Linked DNA regions of Homo sapiens: region 2 is linked to region 1. A link is an interaction called in ENCODE POLR2A ChIA-PET data of the cell type or tissue named here. Cell type or tissue: OCI-LY7. All regions are shown on one strand. Each heading gives the region's core, and the rest is flanking DNA. Links, peaks and the distances in the headings are about the cores only. Region 1 overlaps ST6GAL1 (ST6 beta-galactoside alpha-2,6-sialyltransferase 1). Region 2 has its middle 51 kb from the start of RPL39L.

Region 1 (12,319 bases), core at 2,049-10,048:
CATAAAAACCTTGCCTTGGGGCAGGTGAAAGGACGGCAGGAGAGAGACTGTTTCTTAGGGCCTGTCCCTGAAGTCTAAAAAGCCCAGCATTCTAGCAAGACTGTAGCAAGGGCTATGGGGCTATGCGCCAGGAAACATGCATGGAAACCAACACATAGTCCAGGCATGATGGCTCACGCCTGTATTCCCAGCACTTTGGGAGGCCAAGGCAGGTGGATCACGAGGTCAGGAGATCGAGACCATCCTGGCCAACATGGTGAAATCCCATCTCTACTAAAAATACAAAAATTAGCCGGGCGTGGTGGCATGCTCCTGTAATCCCAGCTACTCAGGAGGCTGAGGCAGGAGAATCACTTGAACCCAGGAGGCAGAGGCTCAGTGGGCAGAGATCACGCCATTGCACTCCAGCCTGGGTGACAGAGCGAGACTCCATCTCAAAAAAAAACAAAAAAAAAAACCACCAATACATATATCCTAACACCGCACCCTCCCCCACTTTGAGATGTCTCACATTTTTTGGACAGAACTACCAGTTACCTTCCATGTACTGATTTCCAGATATCCTTGCCTGTAATGCCTGTCTCCCTAAAATGTATAAAACCAGACTATGGCCCAACTGCCTCAGGGCCACTCACTCAAGGCTTCTTGGGTTTGTGTTTTCTCTAAGCTACAGTAACTCATATTGCCTCAGGATAAACTTCTTGAAAATATTTTACAGAATTTGGTTTTTCTGTTAACAGAGATGAAGGAGGCTACCATGCAGATTTCTGAGAAAAGAGGGTTGCAAGTAGAGGGAACAGCAAAATACCTACACAGGGGCAGCCAGATAATGTGGCGCCTTACACAGGTGTAGGGGTTTTGGCTTTCATCTGATTAAGACTTTGCCGATGTATGTTTCAAAGGCATCACCGGATGCTGCCTTAAGAATCAACTGTAATGAACAGCAGGTCTTATAGATGTTACCAAATTTAATTCTTACCACCACCCTGTGGGGTGGGGTATTAACAATCCTCTTTTTTAAATAAAGAAATTGAAACTCAGAGAGTTTAAGTCATTTGCTCAAGATGTCACTGTAAATGGTGAAACCACGGTGTGTTTTGTTTTTTGTTTGTTTGTTTGTTTTTGAGACAGAGTCTCGCTCTGTTACCAGGCTGGAGTGAAGCAGTGCAATCTCGGCTCACTGCAACCTCCACCTCCCAGGTTCAAGCAATTCTCTGCCTCAGCCTCCCGAGTAGCTGGGATTACAGGCACCCGCCACCACGCCCGGCTAATTTTTGTATTTTTAGTAGAGACGTGGTTTCACCATCTTGGCCAGGCTGGTCTTGAATTCCTGACCTCGTGATCCACCCGCCTCAGCCTGTCAAAGTGCTGGGATTACAGGCATAAGCCACCATGCCCGGCTGACCAGATTATTCTAACCAACAAACTGGTAGTGCTCTTCATCCTATGTCCCTCTACTCAGGCCCTTCCAAGGGCTACTGCGAGCCTCTCTGCTTTATCACACCAACTACAGTTGCTAATCACTGTATTGACCTTCTGGTGACACCTATTTACTCTGCCCTGATCTTCATCTCCTTAATCTTTAGTGCACAAACCTCACCCTCATCTGGACCTTAGAACCCAAACTTTCTGTTCTTAGACTTAGAGTGCTTGACACCCTGTTGCCCCCAGAGGGTGGCATAGTGCCTCCGAGAGGGGCTCCATGTGTCCTGGCTGCCAGAAACCCTCTCCCATGAAGGACTCCCATTTCTCTAAGAGCTTGGATTCTTAATGTGTGCCACCTGAGCTGCCACTTAATGCTGACCCTTCTTTCTCTTTCCTCATATCAGGGATAGCTGGCTGCCCCACAAGAAGTTTGCTCCTTCTGCCATATAGTTATTGCTGTAAATTACTGTCCAGAGAGGGATTGCATTTTACACACACACAAACACACACAGCATATAGATGGGATCATTTTACTAGTTATTGGCAAAGAAATGTGAGCAAAAATAACATACATCACTTCTGGGCCAAGATGGTTAAGACGTGAGTTTATTTGCTCTAGCAGCTAGCATTACCCTATAGAGCTACTCAATAGAGACTTCCTGAATATTTATTTCTATGGTTTAAAACCATCAACAGAATATTCAGCTATAGATTTTTCATATCTCCTCATCCCAACATTTCACAATCCCAGTGAAACAACAGAAGCACACCCTAATTTAATCAAAGCCAAGAGGTCCTAAATTCTTTCACATCAAATCATATCTCTTGTATTTTGTTTCCCCCGACACGATTCCAAGATTTTGAAAGATGTTGTCGACTAACTTTAATTTAAAATTTGAGTTATTTGTTATCAAATGAACAAAGATACTGTTGCCAATCAGAGGTTCTGAATGGCATGAGATTGCCACGACTACCACAGTCAGTTGATAAAAGTTTAGCATAAAACAAAGAAACTTGATTTTCTTGGCTGCGCAGGTTTGCCGTGGTGAACGTGCTTCTCCCATCTGGCTTTTCGAGATACTCAAGTGTCTGGTGGATCTCTGGAGGCCCTGGACAAGGGACTCTGGTTTGTGGAGCTTACTCCAATAATCGTAACTTTGTGATTACAGCCATAGACACAATTCTTGCTTAGCATGCCCCTGTGATGGCTAATACGGAGTGTCAACTTGATTGGATTGAAGGATGCAAAGTATTGATCCTGGGCGTGTCTGTGAGGGTGTTGCCAAAGGAGATTAACATTTGAGTCAGTGGGCTGGGGAAGGCAGACCCACCCTTAATCTGGGTGGGCACCATCTAATCTGCTGCCATTGTAGCCAGAATAAAAAGCAGGCAGAAGAATGTGAATAGACTAGACTTCCTTAGCCTTCCAGCCTACATCTTTCTCCTGTGCTGGATGCTTCCTGCCCTCGAACATCAGACTCCAAGTTCTTCAGCTGTGGGACTCGGACTGGCTTTCCTGCTCCTCAACCTGCAGATGGACTATGTGGGACCTCACATAGTTCCATGACCGTGTGAGTCAATACTCCTTAATAAACTCCCCTTTATAAATACATCTATCCTATTAGTTTTGTCCCTCTAGAGAACCCTGGCTAATTCACCTCCCAAAAATCAGGTTCTACTGGTTGGCTAGACACAGAAGGGTGCTTAGAAAAACCACCCCCAACAGCCCCTAACTAGGCAAAATTAAGGCACTCTATGTTTCTCCAGAAGAATCTGGTTTCATGTGTTTAGAAATCAGGAAAAAAACAATGTAAAATTACGATTTTTCTGGAGTATCAGATCAAACAGATACCAGCCTGCCTCTCCATCTCAGCACTCACCAGGCAAAGGCAGAGTAGCAGTTATGTTGGAAACCTGCCTCCCCCGGGACACAGCAGCAGAGCTGTCAAAGATGGGCAAGGAATCAGGCTGCCCGGAATTCTCACATGCTAAGTTGCAAAGGAGAACCAAATGGCAACAAAACAGGAACGATTTCTACTGAAATACCGAAGATAAGGATTTCCTCTGAAATCCTACTAACGTGGGTCTGATTATTCAAACTCCACTTTAACTCTGTCTTTAGTGAGGACAATGTCTACTAATGTCTTCTTAAATATCATGTCCTCCAGGAATTCCAGGGCTGGGGATCGCGCCAGGCGGCCGTTCTTTCCAACCATGTCCGTCGTGGTTTTCGTGTTATCAATCTGGGCAGGAGGAAGTCTGAGCCAGTGTTCCTTGACATTTTCTAATTGCCAGAATCACTGAAGTGCAACTACCTCTCCTTAAAGTCACCAAGGCAACAACTGTTTACCTCGCTCGTCTTAACAAACTGACGTCATTGCTAGAACCCGTCCAAGGCCAAATGGACCCCCTACAAAGAAAAAGGGGAAGGGAACATGGAGGAGAAAAAGGTTGTTCAAGTCTGTCCTGAGAGCTTCAAGGCCCTTGGTGTAACCCTCCCCTGCCCTCCCACCCCTAATCTCACAGCCATGAAGGTGAGTGGTGTAGGTGAAGGGAACCACTTAGAACATTGTTGCTCTATCTTACCTGGGCATTAATATCACCTAGGAAGCATTTTTAAAATATAGATGCCTGATATTACCCTCAGTAGCTTCTGATGTAATGGATCCAGACCAATAAACATCAGAATAGTTTGGAAGAATGTAAAAGTTCACAGAGGGTTTCCTTGGGCAGAATGGGAGAGGCCAGGCCTTTCCTGGGAAGGGAAGGGCAACACCAGTTCAGCCTAGGGTAGACATAGTTAATGAGTCAACACACGGCTCAAGCATTTAAAGTCCCCAGTTAACCCAGCCTCCTCCACAACCTAGGAAGTCTGTTGCCCAATAACAGCTCAGAGTTACTGAGGAAATGGCAGGGCCACAGCTTCAATCCAGGGCCCCAGGAATTTCAGGCTACACTGTCATCAACTCTGTCCTCCTGGACTCAAAGGGGATCGCCTGTTATGAAGAATTCACATTGATTAGTAGGCCAAAGTGAGTCAGTACTGCTGGAGAAAGAGCTAATCACCCTTGCATTGAGGTGGGCCTTTCACTTCTGTCTCCTCCCCACGTGGTGATCTTGTCTTGTCTTTGGTCACCAAATGAAGAGGCAGCAACACGGCTGCAGCTCAATCTCTTGGGCAAAGGGGCTGCTACCCTCTGAGCAATCCCAGGCCAAGGCCAGAACTCAACTTCTGCTCTTGGCCCACATCATTGCCTCCTGGGAGGCAGGGGCTGGTTCTCTGGGGGTTTTCACATTTGCTTCCTCCTTACCACACCTGAAGAACATTTTATATCTGCACTTTCTGGGTGCTTAATGGAGCATGTTGACCAACGTTTGGACATTTTTCTTTGGGGGACAGATCCACAGAAGTCATCACTCAATGGTTCATCTCAACCTCGAACTGCCTCCCGCATTACTCTTTCCCTTCACTTTAGGTCCCCAAAGGCAGCCCCAGATCCAGCCCATGTCCCTGGAGGAAGCTTCTCAGATCCTGCAGTGAGGAGTCCTCCACCAGTGTCGACTTCCACTCACACTCCTGACATGCACACACACTCTCCTGCACTCCCGCACTCTTCTCCAGGTGCTGCGTGTGGGAAACTTATTTTTCCAGTCAGAAAAATAAGATTATATCCCTTCTCTGTCTCCTTTTTAGCACTGCCAAGCACAGGATAGGCAAGTGGCGCTTGATGAATAGAATGTCTGGCTGGCATCCACCGCGGGGGCTTGTGGTGTGTGTTGGGGTGGAAGATGGTTATTTTGTAAACAAGAAAATGGTTTTAGACAGGAACTGAAATCATCAACAAGCATGAAGCACCTGCTGGGTCTGCGGCTCTGTACAGAAAGAAAGGAAGGATGAAAAGTGACTGTGATTGCCTCCTAGGGGGTTCCCACGTGCCAGGCACTGTGCCAGGTCTGGACATCCGACAGCTCATTCAATCTCACCACAGTCCTCCAAAGCCGGTACCGTGTTATCCTTTCCATCTCACAGATAAGAAACCTGAATCTCAAAGAAGTTAAAGGACTTCTGCTAGTAAATGGCAGGGCCAAGGTTTGAACCCAGAACTGTCTGAATCCAAGACTGTACTCTTTTATTTATTTTTATTTTTTTTTCCTGAGACAAGTTGTCACTGTGTCACCCAGGCTGGAATGCAGTGGCTCAATCACAGCTCACTGCAGCCTCGACCTCCCAGCCTCCACCAATCCTCCCACCTCAGCCTCCCAAGTAGCTGGGACTCCAGGCACACACCACGACACCCATCTAATTTTTGTAATTTTTTGTAGAAACAGGTTTCATCACATTGCCCAGGCTGGTCTTGAACCCCCTGGGCTCAACCAGTCCACCCACCTCGGCCTCCCAAAGTGCTGGGATTACAGGCGTGAGCTGCTGCACCCAGGAAAGACTGCACTCTTAATGCCTGTACTAAGATGATCATCTTGTTTGACCTGTGACTCTTTCAGCCAAAGCCATGCCCACCTAACCCTGGAATTTCAGTGATTTTCAGTGAATGTGCAAGGTCCCAAGCCCAGAGCACACTTAGGATGCTGGACACTTAGCATTTTATCTCATTGAATCCTCCAGCAGCCCTGGATCATTGCTAATATTATAGTTGACCCTTGGTATTTACAGAATCAACATTTGGGATTTTTACTTTTGAGAATAACTCCGAAGGTCCTAGACATGAAACAGCCTAAGTCTGCTAAGGAGTAATTATGAAGTGCGTGCAGTAAGAAGCACACAGGGGCCAGTCCCTTCGTACGCAAGAGAGTTCACACTCAGGCTGGAACCCAGTGTGCAGGGGATGCTGTACCCTCCATGTATTAGGAAGTGACAGAAATACCTGTTGGCTTGTGAATTATGGCTCCCAGAGAAACAAAATTGCTAGTCCATGTTAGGGAGAATTTACACTCAGTGATGAATTTCCTTTAACAAATTTAGAAATCCCTACTGCCTTTTATTCGTGGAATCAATAAGGAAGAAATCACTTAGATTTTCAGGTGTGCTTGATTGTATTTACGGTGTAAGGGGGAATTATGTGCTCTGGTGGCATGTGTGTGATTTTGTCATGTGTCAAGCAAGAACAAAATGCCTCCTCTTAGGCTACTGTACACAATAAATGAGATCCTGGCAACAATGACCATAAGGATGTTGATTTGAGAATTGGCAAAGATCTCAGGAAAAGTCACTCGAGAACATCAACATTTTGACACACTGTGTTAACATTTTATAGATGAAGGAACCGCAAATGGGAGAGGCCAGATGTCTTGCCCAGGAATGTATTGCAATCATGCCAGTGCCCTTCCCTCCCCACAACCCATAAGCAAGTCCTCAAAACAGTCCCAACTCCTGCATGCTGACCAAGCACAGAATGTGGACTTAGGAGGATGGAGATGTAAGAAGCAGGCCCAAAGAAGGAACAGAGCTGCCCCTGGGCTGCCTGCCCTCCCCACACCTCACCCCAGTGCTGGCCTGGGAAAGGCAGAGCTGTGAAGTTGCCTGTTTTGACCACATCCATCCAGGTCAATCAATTCAATCAAGAGGCTGGTAACTGGGAGCTCAAAACGGTGGGCCCAGAAAAAACTAAAGGGGACCAAAGACCAAGACTGAGAAGGCAAAAGACCCTCAGACAAGGCTCAGTTTGGAGGAATGGTGCTGAATTTCATTTGCACCAAGACTTGGAGTCAGACAAATCTAGATTTGGATCCCGGCTTTATTATTAATCAGCATGCAATTTTAGGCAAATTACATGACAGTCGGGGTCTCAGTTTCCTCATCTGTAAAATGTGTGCAAAAGCACCTACTTCACAGGACTGCAGTGAGGGTTAGAAGTAAGGATTGTGCAGTGCCTGGCACATGCCAGGTGCTTAATAAATGAGAGCTGGCAAACCTGTACCTGCCAGGAAGCAGGGGAGGAGGGTCAGAAGGCTGAGGCCCGGCTTGACCGCTGTTGGGTGTGAAAAGTCTTCATTTTCAAGGATGAGATGAAATTTTCCGGAGTGTCATGAATCAGTATTTATCTTTGGCTAAACACGAGACCTTGATGTTCATCTCAACAAAACCAGTATTTGCGGCCGGGTGCGGTGGCTCATGCCTGTAATCCCAGCACGTTGGGAGGCCAAGGTGGGAGGATCACCTGAGGTCGGGAGTCAGAGACCAGCCTGGCCAACATGGTCAAACCCCGTCTCTACTAAAAATACAAAAATTAGTCAGGCGTGGTGGCGCACATCTGTAATCCCAGCTACTCAGGAGGCTGAGGCACGAGAATAGCTTGAACCCAGGAGGTGGAAGTCGCAGTGAGCTGAGATTGCATCACTGCACTCCAGCCTGGGTGACAGAGGGTGACCCTGTCTCAAAAACAAAAACAAAACAAAACAATAGTTGCCACTTTTAGTGTTAGCTATTTCAAACACTGCTCCACAGCAAAGAGAATAGGAACGTGGGACCCTCGTGGGAGGCAGGGTCAAGGGTGTGTCACTGTGAAGACTGAACTAATAGAAAAAGCCTGAAACCAGGGCACAGATGTGAGGTCCTCCAGCTCTCCAACCAAATCACTGTGTGTCCTCAGAAAAGTCACTTATCTTCTCTGAGTCTCTGTTTCCTCATGTGAAAAAAGGGCTTAATAGTCCCTATTTCACAGAGTTATGGGAAAGCACAGGGGAAGTAATAGATGGGAGAAGGCTTTAAACTGTGCAGAGGAAATGTTTGTTATTTTAAGTCTCTCCAGACAGTGCTGTTATTTCATCACTTCTATAGAGCCATAAGAAATAAGGCTTACAGATTAAGTCAGCTCCCATTTTAAAGAGGAAAAAGAAACAGTGTTCAAGAAACACTTAAGACGCTAAAGGTCTCCTCCATTATGAATTGAAGTCTTCGTGACTGGTACAGAATCATTTTTGTGTGATCATCAAGATGAAAACACAACATTGTTAAATTCTCCCTGAGCCCTTCCACCTCACCCCTGCCAGCCCTCTGCAGCCCCTGCCTGGTGGAGAAGATTTGCTTTCATTTCCACAGAGCAGGTGCTCACGGCCTGACATAGGAAACGCTGGTAGACCCGACGACTCACAGTGAAGCCTGCTGACTTCCCTGGATTTCCCCTCCATTTGGAAAACAGGCCAAACTCACCGCACCTCCCACCCTCATGCTTAGACCTCTTGCACTGAATGTGCTCAGGGGAAGAAAACAGGAAATCACTGAGATGGTCCCAGAGAGAAATCACAGGCAGGCTGGCAGCCCTACGGCCTGGCACCCAGTCTTGATTTCAGGAGAAATGGCTCTGTGCCCGATCAGCAGCACCCTTGCTCAGGACTGAGAGAGTGTGGTGGGGTTTTCTGGCCTCATCTGTTAGCCTGGGCCCAGAAGCACTAATTGCTTGGTGTTCAAATAACCTTAAAAAGTGCAGCTGGGCGAGGTGGCTCTTGCCTGTAATCCCAGCACTTTGGGAGGCTGAGGTGGATGGATCACAAGGTCAGGAGTTCAAGACCAGCCTGACCAATATTGAAACCCCGTCTGTACTGGAAATATAAAAATGAGCTGGGTATGGTGGCGCACGCCTGTTATCCCAGCTACTCAGGAGGCTGAGGCAGGAGAATCACTTGAACCTGGGGGGCGGAGCTTGCAGTGAGCCGAGATCGTGCCACTGCACTCCAGCCTGGGAGACAGAGCAGGACCCTGTCTCAAAAAAAGAAAAAAAAAATGAAAAAAAATGCAGTAAATACAGACAAAGCACTCCCGCTTCTCTCTTGGTCTGCGAGCAGACAGTTTATTGAGAGCCACAGTTCCCGTTTCTGTTTTGGCTGCTCTCAACCTTCTGAAAGAGGTGGCAGATGTGTAGCAAGAGCACGACTAACATAGATGACCGGAGCCTGGGCAAACAGTGAGTGGGGAGGAAGATGTGAGTCCTGGGGAAAGGGCAATAAATTGAGGCAGAGACCATAGCTTGGCTAGGTTGCCCTGGAAAGAGAGCGTTCCAGGTCTGAATCCTGCTCCAGAGAGTAAGATGAGACAATGTCAAACAAACCCTCCCGAAATTCAACCCAGTCCTCCGAATCAAGTACTGCAAGGTGCATTTCCACTGAATCAAATAAATACCATTAGCAATTTGAATTAGTTCCCTAAGATGACCCAATTCCCTAACATGAATTTCCTGGCCTGTGATAGCTGCCTTCATGCCCAGCAGGGCATGGAAGATACAGAAATAAAATTTTACAGAAATAAAATAGGTAAAAAAGTTAAAAGGATAAATGGTTACAGGAGCCTGGAAGAATAAAAGGTAAAGAATTAATGACGCAGATACCAGCAGCAGTTCCTGCAAGGGGCCTTCCCTGTGTGAAGGAACCCAGCTCTGAGCTCCTTGCCGCCTCTGAAAAAGAGCAGGAGGTTGTTTCACATCCTGAGCCTCAGCTTCCCAAGGACAACAAAAGCTACCATTTTCAGAATGACCATTGCACCCCAGGCATTTTCTCTATAAATGTCTATTACTTCACAGTTCATGATTGCACTGATTTCTTCAGTAAAAAATCTGAGGGTCAGAAAAATAAAGGTACAAAATCAGTAACTAGTAAGTTGTAGAGCCAGGATTTGAATCTGGGATCTGTCTGTGTTTGCCTCTCATCTTCAAAGTGAAGAACGAGGAAGAGAAAATAAATCCTTTTTCTCCGGGCACGGTGGCTCACGCCTGTAATCCCAGCACTTTGGGAGGCCGAAGTGGGCGGATCACTTGAGGTCAGTAGTTCGAGACCGGCCTGGCCAACATGGTGAAACCCTATCCCTACTAAAAATACAAAAATTTGCCGGGCATGGTGGCATATGCCTGTAATCCCAGCTACTCAGGAGGCTGAGGCAAGCGAATCACTTGAACCTGGGAAGCAGAGGTCACACTGTTGTACTTGACCAAGTTAGAGAAAACGCCACACTTTGAGACGAATTAAGAGTCTGTTTATTTAGCCGGCGGCCAAGAGACAGCTAACGCTCAAAGTTCTCTCGGCCCCGAAGAAGGGGCTAGATTTTCTTTTATACTTTGGTTTAGAAAGGGGAGGGGGGTCTAGTTAAAACAATTTTACAGAAATAAAATAGGTAAAAAAGTTAAAAGGATGAATGGTTACAGGAAAGTAAACAGTTCCAGGTGCAGGGGCTTTAAGACTATTACAAGGTGATAGACGCGGGGCTTTGGGCGTTATCAATCAGACTAATTCCTGGGAATTGCAGATATTGCTCGCCACAGTATCTTATCAGTTAACTGCATTCTTGGATGTGCTGGGAGTCAGCTTGCACAAGTTAAGTCCCTGAGGAAGGGGCTGCCAGTGAAAGAGCCAAGATGGAGTCTGTCTGGCTCTCTTAGCTAAGGGAGAGTCAATTCAGGTGGAAACAAGGCTAGGTGATTAAAGGAAAAGGGAGAGTCTAAAAACAGGGTTAGTAAAAACAAGGTTGGGCATTACACCACCACTGCACTCCAGCCTGGACAACTCCATCTCAAAAAATAAATAAATCATTTTTCTTCTACTCTTGTCTCTGCCTCCTCCCTAAACGGGTGGGAACCAATTCAGTGACAGGCTGGGGATTCAATGTCACTGGAAATAAAAGAAATTCAATTAAAATAATAACATACACTTTCCCCCACCAAATTAATAGACTAAAAAATTACAATAGAGCTGACAAGGTCACTTTTAAGTAACTCATGGAAAAATAACATGGAACGTCTTCTCTGAAGGACAATTTGATTAAATATATCAAAGCATTAAAAATGACCATTCTCTTTTAACCCAGTAATTCCATCTCAAAAAAAGAAGTATTCAGAGAAGCAAAGACTGCAGTTTTATGTCAGCCCATGAATAACCTGAAATAACCTCAATTCCCAAGAGGACAATTTAACTTGTCCTCTTCCTTTAAAGAGGACAAGTTAAATATGTTATGAAATGTCCACACAAAGGGTTATAATTTTTTCTTTTTTTAGATGGAGTCTCGCTCTGTTGCCCAGGCTGGAGTGCAGTGGCGTGATCTCGGCTCACCGCAACCTCCGACTCCCGGGTTCAAGCGATTCTCCTGCCTCGGCCTCCTGAGTAGCTGGGATTACAGGTGCCCACCACCACGCCTGGCTAATTATTGTATTTTTTAGTAGAGACGGGGTTTCAGCATCTTGGCCAGGGTGGTCTTGAACTCCTGACCTCATGATCCACCCGCCTCAGCCTACCAAAGTGCTGGGATTATAGCCGTGAGTCACCATGCCCAGCCACAATGGGTCACGATTGAACAATTAAAAATAAATTCATAAACATTTCTTACAGTTTTTACTTTTAAAACATTTATTCACTTACTTATTTTTAGAGACCGGGTCTCACTCTGTCACCCAGGCTGGAGGACAGTGGCACAGTGATAGCTCACTGCAGCCTTGAGCTCCTGGGCTCAGGCCATCCTCCCTCCTCAGCCTCCCAAGTAGCTAGGACTACAGGCACACACCACCACACTCAGATAAAGTTTTAAAATAAAAAATTGCACTCATAGAAAACTATAGAAAGTAGCAATAATGAACCACCATGTATCCGTTACCTAGCATCAACAATTATCAATTCAGGGTCAATAATGTTTTATTCATAGCCACCTATCCCTAAGTATTTTAAGTAAATCCCAGACATATCATTCCATCCATAAACATGTAATTATGTACCTTTAAAAAAATACGACCATAGTACCATTAAAAATAATTTAAAAACTTAAAAGTTTTTTTAATTATTGACTTTTTAACAAAACAGGAAAATGCTCACAATATAGATTGAATAAATAAAGAATATTATAAAACTATATACTACATAATCTTAGTTGAAAGAAAAAGGGAGGAAGAAAGAGGGGAGGTAAGGA
Region 2 (12,319 bases), core at 2,070-10,069, 73 kb before region 1:
TAATAAAGTTCTAATAGTGGACTCTGAAGAAGTGGAGATTTATGACATGACTGATAAAGAATTCAGAAGTTCAGAGAACCACAAGAAAATACAGATGAAAAATTGAATGAAATTCTGGGAAACAATTCATGTACTAAATGTGAAGTTTGACAAAAATATAAACAATAAAAAACCCAAATAGAAATTATAAAGCTAAAGAATACAATAACTAAATTTCTGAAATTAATAGAAAGTGTCAATAGCAGGTCTTGACCAGCAGAAGAAGAATCAGTGAACCTGAATACAGGACATTTAAATTAGTCAGAGGAATGAAAAGAAAAAAAAGAAAGAAAAACAATGGAAAAGGCCTATGGTAATTATGGGACATTATCAAGAAAACAGATCTACGCATAATAGGAGTTCCCTAGGGAAAAGAAAAAGAAAAAGAACCAGAAAATTTATTTAAGATAATAATGGCTGAAAATTTCCCAAATCTAGGAAAAGATGACAATATCCAGGTACAGGAAGCTTAGAGATCACTTTTCAAATTTAACTCAAAGACAAGTTCACCAAGACACATCACATTCAAATTATCAAAAATTAAAGACAAAGAAAGAATACTGAAAGCAGCAAGAAATAAGAGGCATATCATACTGAACAGAGTCTCAATATAGCTATCAGTGAATTTCTAAGTAGAAACCTTGTAGTCTAGGAGACAGTGGGATGATACATTCAAAGTGCTGAAGGATAATAGACAACTGCCAATCAAGAATACTTTACCCAGCAAAGCTGTCCTTCAGAATAAGGGAGAAATAAAATTTTCCAAATGAAAGCTAAGGGAGTTTACCATCACCACTAGGCCCACTCTACAGGGATTGCTAAAGGGAGTTCTTTTTTTTTTTTTTTTTTTTTTTTTTTCTGAGACAGAGTCTTGCTCCATCACCCGGGCTGGAGTGCAGTGGCACAATCTCAGCTGACTGCAACCTCTGCCTCTAAAGGGAGTTCTTTAAGTGGAAACAAAAGACTACTAACTAATAATACACAACATATAAAATAAAAAACTTAATGGTAGAAGAAATACGTAGTCATATTCAGAATACACCAAAAATGTAAATAAAGGTTATGTGTAAAGCAATTTTATCTCTACTATGAGGGCTAAAATAAAACTACTAAAAATTGTAGCTACAATAGATTGTTAAGGGATACAAATTATAAGAAAAGGAAAATTTTGACATCAAAAGCACAAAAGGTAGGGAGAAGGAGTAAAGTGTAGAGCTTTTGCTTGCAATTATAATTGTTATCAGTTTAAAATAGCCTGTTTTAAGTTTAAGATGTTTTATATAAGTTTTATGGTAACCATAAAGCAAAAAACTATAATAGATGCATAAAATATAAAAATAAAGAATTAAAAACAGACCACCACTGAAAACCTTTAAACCACAAAAGGAGACAGCAAGAGAGGAAGAAAGAAACAGAGAATCTATAAAACAACCAGAAAACAAATTACAAAATGGCAGTAGCAAGTCCTTTACCTGTCACTAATTACTTTGAATGTAAATAAATTTAATTTTCCAATCAAAAGACATTGAGTGGCTGAATGCATAAAAACAATATTCAGGCCAGGCATGGTGGCTCATGTCTATAATCTCAACACTTTGGGAGGCCAAGGCAGGAGGATCACTTGAGCCCAAGGGTTCAAGACCAGCCTGGGCAACATGGTGAGATCTCATTTCTACAAAAAATAAACAAAATTAGCTAGACATGGTGGTGAATGCCTGTAGTCCCAGCTACTTGGAAGGCTGAGGTGGGAGGATTGCTTGAGCCCAGGAGGTCAAGGCTGCAGTGAGCTGAGATTGCACTACTTTACTCCAGCCTGGGCAACAGAGCAAAACTCTGTCTCAAATCAAACAAACAAACAAAATACCAATATTCAATCATATGCTGTCTACAGGAGACTCACCTCACTAGGACACACATAGACTGTACATGAAGGGACTGAAAAAGATATTCCATGCATATGGAAACCAAAAGAGAGCAGGGTTAGCTATACTTATATAAGGAAAAATAGACTGTAATTCAAAACCTATCAAAAGAGATCAAAAAGGCCATTATATAATGATAAAGGAGTCAATTCATCAAGAGGACATAACAATTGTAAATATATTCATCCAACATCAAAGCACCTAAATACATAAAGCAATTATTAAGTGATTTCAAAGAGGAGGTAGACTGCAATGCAATAATAGTACGGGTATTCATTTTTTATAACAGACCATCTAGTTAGAAAATCAACGAGGAAACACTGGACTTGAATTACACTTTAGAACAAATGTACCTAACAGACATATGCAGAACATTGCATCCAACAGAAACAGAATACACTTTCTTCTCAATGGAACATTCTCCAGGACCACGTTAGGCCACAAAACAAATCTTATCAAATTTAAGGCGATTCAAATCATAGCAAGTATCTTTTCCAATCACAATGCCATGAAACTGGAAATCAATAACAAGAGAAATCTCGGGAAATATTGGAAAATTCACAAATGTGGAAATTAGTATGTGGAAATTTTGTGGAATTTTTATGATTTTTATGTGTTTATAAGATTATGTCATCAGTGAAGAGAGAAAATTTCACTTCTTCCTTACCTATTCGATGCCTTTTATTTCTCTCCCTTGCCTGATTACAAGACCAGAGTCACAAAAGAAATAAAAAAGGAACGAAAAATGTACCTTGAGACAAAAATGAAAATATATCATATCAAAACTTACAGCATGCAGCAGAAGCAGTCCTAAGATGAAATTTTATAGCAATAAATACTTATATCAGAAAAAGAAAGATCTCAAATAAACAACCTAATATTACACCTCAAGGAACTAGAAAAAGAACAACGTTAGCAGAAAGAGAGAAATAACAAGAGCAGAAAGAGAAAAAAATAAATGAAATAGAGACTAGCAAAGTAATAGAAAAAATAGATAAAACTAAGTATTTGTTTTTTGAAAAGATAGATAAAAATGATAAACCCTTACTTAGATTAAGTGAAAAAATAGAGTGACTCAAATAAAATTAGAAATGAAAGTGGAGGCAATTGATAACACAGAAATACAAAAGATCGCGACAAATTACTTGGAATAATTATATGCCAAAAAAATTGGACAATCTAGATAAACAGATAAGTTCCTAGACACATTCTACCTACTAAAACTGAATCATGAAGAAATAGAAAATCTGAAGAGACCAGTAAAAAATAAGGAGATAAAATAAGCAAGAAATCAAAGAAAGGCTCAGAACCTAATAGCTTCACAGCTGAATCCTACCAATAACTGAAGAATAACTAATACCAAATTTTCTCAAACTATTCCACAAAATCAAGGAAGAGGGAATACTTCCAAACTGATTTTATGAGACAAGCATTTCCTTGATACCCAAATCAGACAAGAACACTACAAAAGAAAAATTTACAGGCCAATATTCCTGATGAACATATATACAAGAATCTTTAGCAAAATATTAGCAAAACAAATTCAACAATGCATTGAAGGAATCATTTGCCATGATTAAATGGGATTTATCCCTGAGATGCAAGGTGGTTAAAATATGAAAATCAATCAATGTGACTCATTACACTAACAAAATAAAGAATAAAAACCATATGGTCATCTCAACAGAGGCAGAAAAAGAATTTCACAAAATTCAACACCCTTTTGTAATAAAAACTCTCAACAGAATAGTTATAAAGAGAATGTACCTCAACATAATAAAAGCAATGTATGACAGACACATAGCTAACATACTCAGCAGTAAAAAGCTGAGAGCGTTTCCTCCAAGAACTGGAAAACAAGTATTCTCATTCTCACGACTTCTATTCAACATAGTATTGGAAGTCCTAGCTAGAGCAATTAGGCAAGAGAAAGAAACAAGGTCGGGTGCGGTGACTCCCCCCTGTAATCCCAGCACTTTGGGAGGCTGAGGTGGGCAGATCACGAGGTCAGGAGATCAAGACCATCCTGGTTAACACGGTGAAACCCCATCTCTACTAAAAGTACAAAAAATTAGCCGGGCATGGTGGCGGGCGCCTGTAGTCCCAGCTACTCGGGAGGCTGAGGCAGGAGAATGGTGTGAACCCGGGAGGCGGAGGTTGCAGTGAGCCGAGATTGCACCACTGCACTCCAGTCTGGGCAACACAGCAAGACTCCGTCTCAAAAAAAAATAAAATAAAATAAAATAAAATAAAAGGCATCCTAATAGGAAAGGAAGAAGTGAAACTGTCTCTCCTCATTGATGACATAATCTTATACATAGAAAATCCACCCAAAAAAATTCACAAAAAAACTGTTAGAACTGATCAACAAATTCAGCAAAGTTGCGGTATACAAATCCAACATACAAACATCAGTAATTTTTTATACACCAATAATGCATTACCTGGAAAGAATTAACGAGAGGAGCCACAGCAATACCCGGGTATAAATTTAACTAAGGAGGTAAAAGACTTGTATACTAAAAACTATAAAACACTGATGAAAGAAATTGAGGAAAACACCAATAAGTGGAAAGATATCTCATGTTCATAGATTAGAAGAATTAATATTGTTAAAATGTCCACACCACTCAAAGAAATCTATATCTTCAATAAAATCCCTATTAAAATTCTAATGCCATTTGTCACAAAAATAGAAAAGATAATTCTTAAATGTGTATGGAACTACAAAAGACCATGAGAAGCTGAAACAATCCTGAGTAAAAAGAATGAAGCTGGAGGCATCATAGTACCACACTTCAAAATATACTATAAGGCAATTGTGGTCAAAACAGCATGGTTCTGGCATGAAAACAGACTCATCAACCAATGGAACAGGTAGAAAGCCCAGAAATAAACCCACCTATTTATGGTCAATTGATTTTTGGAAAAGGTGCCAGGCACACAATGAGGAAAGGAAAGTCTATTCAATAAATGGCATTGGGAAATCTGGTTATCCACATGCAGAAGAATGAAATTAGACCTTTACCTTACACCAAGCACAAAAATCAACTCAAAATGCACTGAAGGCTCAAATGTAAGATCTGAAACTATAAAACTACTAGAACAAAACACAGGGAAAAACTCCTTAACATTGGTCTGGGCAAAGATTTTTTTTTATATGACCCTGAAAGCTCAGGCAACAAAACCAAAAATAGACAAATGAGATTGCATCAAACTTAAAAGCTTCTGCACAGCCAAAGAAACAATCTGCCAAGTTTAGAAGAGACAGCCCACACAGAATGAGAAAAAGTATTTGGAAACCGTACATTTGATAAGGGGTTAATACTCAAAATATATAATGAACTCAAACAACTCAATAGCAGGAAAACAAATAATCCATGGGCAAAAGACTTCAGCAGATACTTCTCAAAAAAAGGCATACAGATGGCCAGCAGGTTTACAAGAAAATACTCAGCATTACCACTCATCAGGAAAATGCAAATTAAAACCACAAGGAGATATCACCACACACCTGTTAGAATGGCTTTTATCAAAAAGATGAAACAAGCATTGGTGAAAATGTGGAGAAAAGAGAACATTTGTACACTGCTGATGTAAATGTAAGTTGGTACAGCCATTATGGAAAAAAGTATGGAAGTTCCTCAAAAAACTAAAAATAAAACTGCCATATAATCCAGCAATCCCACTTCTGGGAATATGTCCAAAGGAATTGAAATCAGTAGTCAAAGGGATATCTGCATTCCCATGTTTATTACAGAATTATTTACAATACCCAAGAGAGGAAATCAATCTAAGTGTCCATCAATAGATGAATGGATAAAGAAAATGCATATATACACAATAGAATGATGCTATTCAGCCTTTAAAAAGAATGGAATTTTGTCATTTGGGACAACGTGGATGCATCTAAAGAACATTATGCTAAGTGAAATAAGCCAAGCACAGAAAGATAAATACCACATGATCTCACTTATATGTGAAATCTTAAGAATGCTGAATTCACAAAAGTAGAAAATAGAAGGATGGTTACCAGATACTGGAGTCAGGGGAGTGAGAGAATGGGGAGTTACTACTGGTCAAAGGGTATGAAGTTTCAGCTAGACGGCAGGAACAAGATTTGAGATCTATTGGACACCAGGCTGGCTATATTCAATAATATGTTGTATATTTCAAAATAACTAAGAAAGTAAATTTCAAATGTATTGCCACAAAAAATGTCAAATAATTGAGGTGGTGAATATGTTAATTAGCTTGACTTAATCACTCCACATGTATGTGTATGTGTATACATCATATTGTATTCCATACATGTAATACAATTATGATTTGTCAATTAAAAATAATATAAGTAAAAGTAAATTTTTAAAAAGACACATTACGGTAGCCGCACGTGGTGGCGGGTGCCTGTGGTCCCAGCTACTCGGGAGGCTGAGGCAGGAGAATCACCTGAACCCGGGAGGCGGAGGTTGCAGTGAGGTGAGATCGTGCCACTGCACTCCAGCCTGGCGAAAGAGCGAGACTCCGTCTCAAAAAAAAAAAAAAAAAAAGACACATTACATACAGAGGAACAAAGAAAAGGATGGCAGCAGATTTTTCACCAGAAACAATGCAAGAAGAAACTGTCTTTTTTTGCAGATGAAATGACTACCTATTTAAAAAAAAAAAAGAAAAAACCAAAGAATTTACAAAAAAAGCCCCTAGAACTAAATTTAGCAAGATCACTAAACACAAAATCAAGATACAAAAGTCAACTGTATGTCTATATACTAGCTACAAACATTCAGACATTGAAATTAAAAACAAACATTTACAGCAGCATCAAAAATATGAAATACTTAGGGGGATAAATCTGACAAAAGATGTGCAAGACTCATAAACTAGAATCTACAAAGCATTTCTGAGAGAAATTAAAGAAAACCTAAATAAGTGCAGAAATATACTGCACTCACGAACTAGAAGACTTACTATTGTTAAGATGTCAATTTTTCCTGAATTGATCCATAGATTTAATGCAATCTCAGTCAAAATCTAGCAGGCTTTTTTTTGTAGATGCTGGCAAGCTATTTCTAAAACTTACGTGGAAATGTAAAAGGACCAAAGATACCCTCACCCTCCCAATTTTTGTTGTTGTTGTTGTTCTTTGATACAGGGTTTTGCTATGTTGCTCAAGATATCCTTGAACTTCCTGGGCTCAAGTGATCCTCCTGCCTCAGCCTCCCAAGTACCTGGAGCTACAGGCATGTACTACCGTGCCCGGCTATACCCCCCACCAAAAAAAATTTAAAGAAATTTAAAGCTACAATAATCATAACAGTGTGTAACTAGCATCCAGATAGGCAAATAGACCAATGGAACAGAGCAAAGTCCAGAAGTAAATCCACACATATACGGTCAATTGATTTTTTTTTTTTTTTTTTTTTTTTTTACAAAAGTGCAAAAGCTATTCAGTGGAGGCAGCATATTCTTTTCAACATGTTGTACTGGAACAATTGAATATCCATGTGCAAAAACCCCAACTTTCTTCCATACATTGCACCAATACAAAAAAAATTAGGATCATAGACCTAAATGTAACTAAAACTGTAACACTTTTAAAAGAAATCTTTATAACCTTGGGGTTAGGCCAAAACATCTTAGTTATGACACCAAAAACATGATCAATAGAAGATAAATTGGACTTCATCAAAATTTAAAATTTGTTTTTTAGAGGCATTTTTAAGAGAATGAAAAAAACAGACCACAGATTGAGAGAAAATGTTTACAAATCACAAGTCCTGATAAAAGACTTGTATCTAGAATATATAAATATAATATATAAATAATTTATATAAATTTATACATAAATATATAAATTCTTAAAAACTCAATAATATAACAATAAACAATCATTGTCCATTAAGAGATGGACAAATTATTTGAAAAGATTCTTCATCAAAGAAAATGGATAGGAAATAAGCACATGAAAAGATGATGAACATTATATGCCATTAGGGAAATGCAAATTAAAACCAAAATAAGATAACACACCGATTATGATGTCTAAAATTAAAAAGACTTAAACTAAGGTTAGCCATAATGTGGCAGAATTAAAATTTTTATGCACTGCCGGTGGAAATTTAAAATAGTACAACCACTTTAGGAAACAATATGGCAGTTTCTTTAAAAATTAACTAAATGCCTATAATATGACTCAACCATTTCACTCCTACAAGTCACCCAGCAGAAATAAAAGACTTGTATACAAATGGTCATAGCAACTTTATTTATAATATCCCCAAACTAGAAAACAATCCAAATGTTCAACAACAAAGATAACTGTTATACAAATATGGTATATCCACAAAGTGGAATACTACTCAGCAATAAGAGGAATAAGCTATTAATATACACTACAGTATGGATGAATCTCAAAACATTATGCTGAGTAAAAGAAGCTGGACAAAAAAAAAAAAAAAGAGTATGTGGGCCGGCACAATGGCTCATGCCTGAAATCCTAGCACTTTGAGAGGCCGAGGCAGGTGGATTGCTTCAGCTCAGGAGTTCAGGACCAGCCTGGGCAACATAATGAGACCCTTGTCTCTACAAAAAATACAAAAAGTATCCGGGCATAGTGGTGTGCACCTGTCATCCAGCCTGGGCAACATAATGAGACCCTTGTCTCTACAAAAAATACAAAAAGTATCCGGGCAGAGTGGTGTGCACCTGTCATCCCAGCTACTCAGGAGGCTGAGGTGGGAGGATTTCTTGAGCCCAGGAGGTGGAGGTTGCAGCGAACTGAGATTGCACCACTGCACTCCATCCTGAGCAACAGAGCCGGATCCTGTCTGAAAAAAAAAAAAAAAAAAAGTCTGTGATTTAAGTGATGGATTTGTAATGTTGTACTTGGCCAGTCTAAACTGTCCAAGAATTCTACTTCCTGTATGTTTCCTATCAGAGTTAGCAACAAGGGACTTTAGACGGTGGGAAAAAGGCAGCAGCTACTTTGAAGCAGCATCTGGGCCTACAGTTGCTCTACTACCTACCCTTGGATTCACCAGTTTTTCTGACTTTGGGACCATGTATGTGTTTAGTTCTGTGACAAAGCGCCCTGGCTTCTGCAGGATACCCTCATCACCAACATCAGAGGCAACAAGAATGGACAAGAGTTTCAGCCTGTCCTTGTGAGGCTCCAGCTCATGCTTCCCCATGCCAGCCCACTTGTGATCGTCTTGACTTTTTGCCCAGTAGACTTCCAGCTCTAGCATCAGACATGGAAACAGCCTTAAAGAGACTCCTTGACCAGCTGCCACAGTTGCATAAAGCCAATTTCCTGTAGCAGATTGATACATATATTTTACCCCCACCCTACTCTCTTTTGTTGAACCCTGACTGACATAGATACAGGGTCCATACTGTATGGTTGCATTTATATACAATTCTGAAAAATGCAAACTAATCTGTAGTGCAGAAAACAGAAAGTTCCTGGGAATAGGGAGGAGCAGGGAGGGATGGAAGGAAGGGGTTACAGGGGAATGAAGAAACAACCTTAATGGGTGATATGTTTACATTTTGATTGTGGTGATGGTTTCACAGTTGTATACATAAGCCAAAATTTATCAAATTGTGCAGTTTATTTTGTGCCAATCATACACACTGTTAAAATTTTTTTTTAGTGCAGAAAAGAATTGGCACACCCCCGACACTAATTTCCTAGTTTAAGCTGCCTGGAAATGAAATTCTAGGAATGTTTCGGGCTTTGTTGTGCCACCTCCACTATGCAGAGGAAGTTGTAAAAGATAAATAAATGACAGGAAGCTCTTTTAATTCACTCTTAAGAGAGACATAGCAAATTTTGGTCTAGAAAGAAATGTAACAAAGTGTGTTTTTATTTTCCTTTTATCTATACTACTATGTTTTCCCACAATAAACATGAAGTAATTTTGTAATTAAAATAAAAGGAAAATATGGCACATCCTCCGGATGTATTTTTCTTTCTCACTGAAAGTCCCTTTTATACGTTTAAAGAAATATGCTGGGTGTGGTGCCTCAAGCCTGTAATCCCAGCACTTTAGGAAGCTGAAGCGGGTGGATCATCTGAGCTCAGGAATTCAAGACCAGCCTGGGAAACATAGCAAAAATGTATTTTCTCTATCAAAAATACAAAAAAGTAGCCGGGCATGGTGGTGCATATCTGTAATATCAGCTACTTGAGAGGCTGAGGTGGGAGGATGGCTTGAGCCCAGGAGGTGGAGGTTGCAGTGAACCGAGTTTGCACCACTGCATTGCAGCCTGGGTGACAGAGTGAAACCCTGTCTCAAAAAAAAAACAAAAAAACAAAAAAATACAAAAAAAAAAGGAAATAAATAAGAGAAAATAGAATTTCACAGGATAAGCTTCCTAGAGTAAATGACTATTGTCTGTGACACAAGAATCTACAAAGGGTCTGTGAAGCTATGATATTATAACAGAAATGTGGAATACTCTCTGACCACTAAGACCCCATCAGTAAGGATTTGGTTATTTAATTATTTTATTAAACTTACCATTATTTTATTCCTCTGGAAGGCTGAGGTGATGTGTTCTGAGAAAGCAAGAGCATTTGCTTTAGAAACAAAGTGGGTTTATTGATGCATATTACCTTGGGCTTCTCACCGGCCCGCTTAGCACAGGACATGAAACACCTAGGGATGAAATGTTCTCTGTTGATTTTTTCTTTTCAATGTGAAATGTACAGTTTTTGAAGTCACAACGTTGGCACAATTAAGAAGTTTATCTGACAATAACAGAACCCAAGGAAATTGGTTAGTATTGTGTTTCTAGAATACTGTATCTTCCTGTTAGTTTAACAAACTTTCAACCAATCAATCATCAACATCTTTTTTTTTTTTTTTTTTTAGACAGAGTCTTGCTATATCACCCAGGCTGCAGTGAGTGGTGCCATCATAGCTCACTGCAGCCTCGACATCTCAGGCTCAAGTAATCCTCCCACCTCAGCCTCCTAAGTATCGGGACCACAGGAGGGCATCACCACACCCAACCCTTTTTTTATTTTTTGTAGAGACAGGGTTTCCCAATGTTGCCCAGGCTAGTCTTGAACTCCCGGCCTCAAGCCATCCTCCCTCCTTGGCATTACAGGCATGAGTCACCGCACCCGGCCCATCTTCATCTTCCAAAGACACTAAAGACAAATCAGACCAAAGCCCTGTCCCAAGGAGGCTCAACACATTACTTTACTGTAATGCAACGTATGCGGAGACAACCACAGAATGGAAAAGGGAAGCACAGGGGCACCTACCAAAGCTTTATTAGCGGGGAGGGGCTGCAGAATCAGGGAAAGCTTCTCAGAACACATGGTGCTCAATCTTAGTTGACTTTGCTTGGTGGTCCTTTCAAGCAGACAGACTTCTTCCAAGGCCTGGGCCTTTGGGACCAATCTACATAACTACATAGAATAATTTATGTTTTGCCTAACAAGAATCCAATTTCAAACTTTTGCTTTGCTAGCAGATGTTTGGCCTTCTCTGCTTCAGAGAAAGGGGAACTTCAGTCAAAGGCAAAAATAGAAGATCATCCTAGGCTTTTGAGTTTCCAAGGGCCCAGCCCTGGTATGATGGACATTTTAAGGAATTAAATTCAGAGTGATTTTAACTTCTATGCATGATTTTTGCCTTCTATGCTAATTTTTTAACCTTGCAACTGAATCAGAATGATTCCACTGTACAGTGTTTTAAAAGAAAAAAATGTTACCTCTAGAATTTTACACCCAGGCAATTCAACATTCATGTATTAAAAAGAGACATTCTCAGATATGCAAGGATTCATGTATCCTTGAAAAAATTATTTGAAGATGTACTACAACAGAGCGATAAATGAAGCAAATAAAGGGCATTAAGAATGGAGCTGTCAGTCAGGCGTGGTGGCTCATGCCTATAATCCCAGCACTTTGGGAGGCCAAGGCAGGTTGATCGTGAGGTCAGGAGTTCGAGACCAGCCTGGCCTACATGATGAAACCCCATCTCTACTAAAAATACAAAAAATTAGCCGGGTATGGTGGCGTGCACCTGTAGTCCCAGCTACTCAGGAGGCTGAGGCAGGAGAATCGCTTGACCCCGGGAGGCGGGAGCTGCAGTGAGCTGATATCACGCCACTGCACTCCAGCCTGGGTGACAGAGTGAGACTCTGTCTCAAAAAGAAAGAAAGAAAAAGAACGGAGCTTGGTAATCCCAGCTACTTGGGAGGCTGAGATAGAAGAATCACTTAAATCTGGGAGGTGGAGGTTGCAGTGAGCAAAGATAACACCACTGCACTCCAGCTTGGGCCACAGAGCAAGACCCTGTCTCAAAAAGAATGGAGCTGTCATGTATAAAAGGGTAAAT

Evidence for each region. ChIA-PET counts read pairs that join two places held together with the same protein. Peaks named below come from ENCODE experiments on the same cell type or tissue, not always from the same donor. Only the 100,000 strongest peaks of a DNase experiment are listed, where the experiment ranks them.
Region 2: POLR2A ChIA-PET joins it to region 1 with 12 read pairs; 6 of 35 experiments call an interaction of 5 or more read pairs at or near these places.

The regions. Positions count from the first base shown.
Region 1 is chr3:187,009,100-187,021,418 of GRCh38, reverse strand. All of the region lies in intron 2 of ST6GAL1 (ST6 beta-galactoside alpha-2,6-sialyltransferase 1), which reads right to left. Among named protein-coding and RNA genes, the nearest start is that of ST6GAL1, 85 kb to the right of the region's middle. RefSeq lists a promoter at 1-17 and enhancers at 5,377-5,506, 5,537-5,586, 8,558-8,677. In OCI-LY7, for the core only: no CTCF peak of the experiment used is centred there; DNase peaks (open chromatin) are centred at 4,728, 5,268, 8,468, 9,268 and 1 weaker place; H3K4me3 peaks cover 6,521 bases; H3K27ac peaks cover 8,000 bases.
Region 2 is chr3:187,082,021-187,094,339 of GRCh38, reverse strand. No RefSeq gene overlaps it. Among named protein-coding and RNA genes, the nearest start is that of RPL39L, 51 kb to the left of the region's middle. In OCI-LY7, for the core only: no CTCF peak of the experiment used is centred there; a DNase peak (open chromatin) is centred at 5,437; H3K4me3 peaks cover 426 bases; H3K27ac peaks cover 567 bases.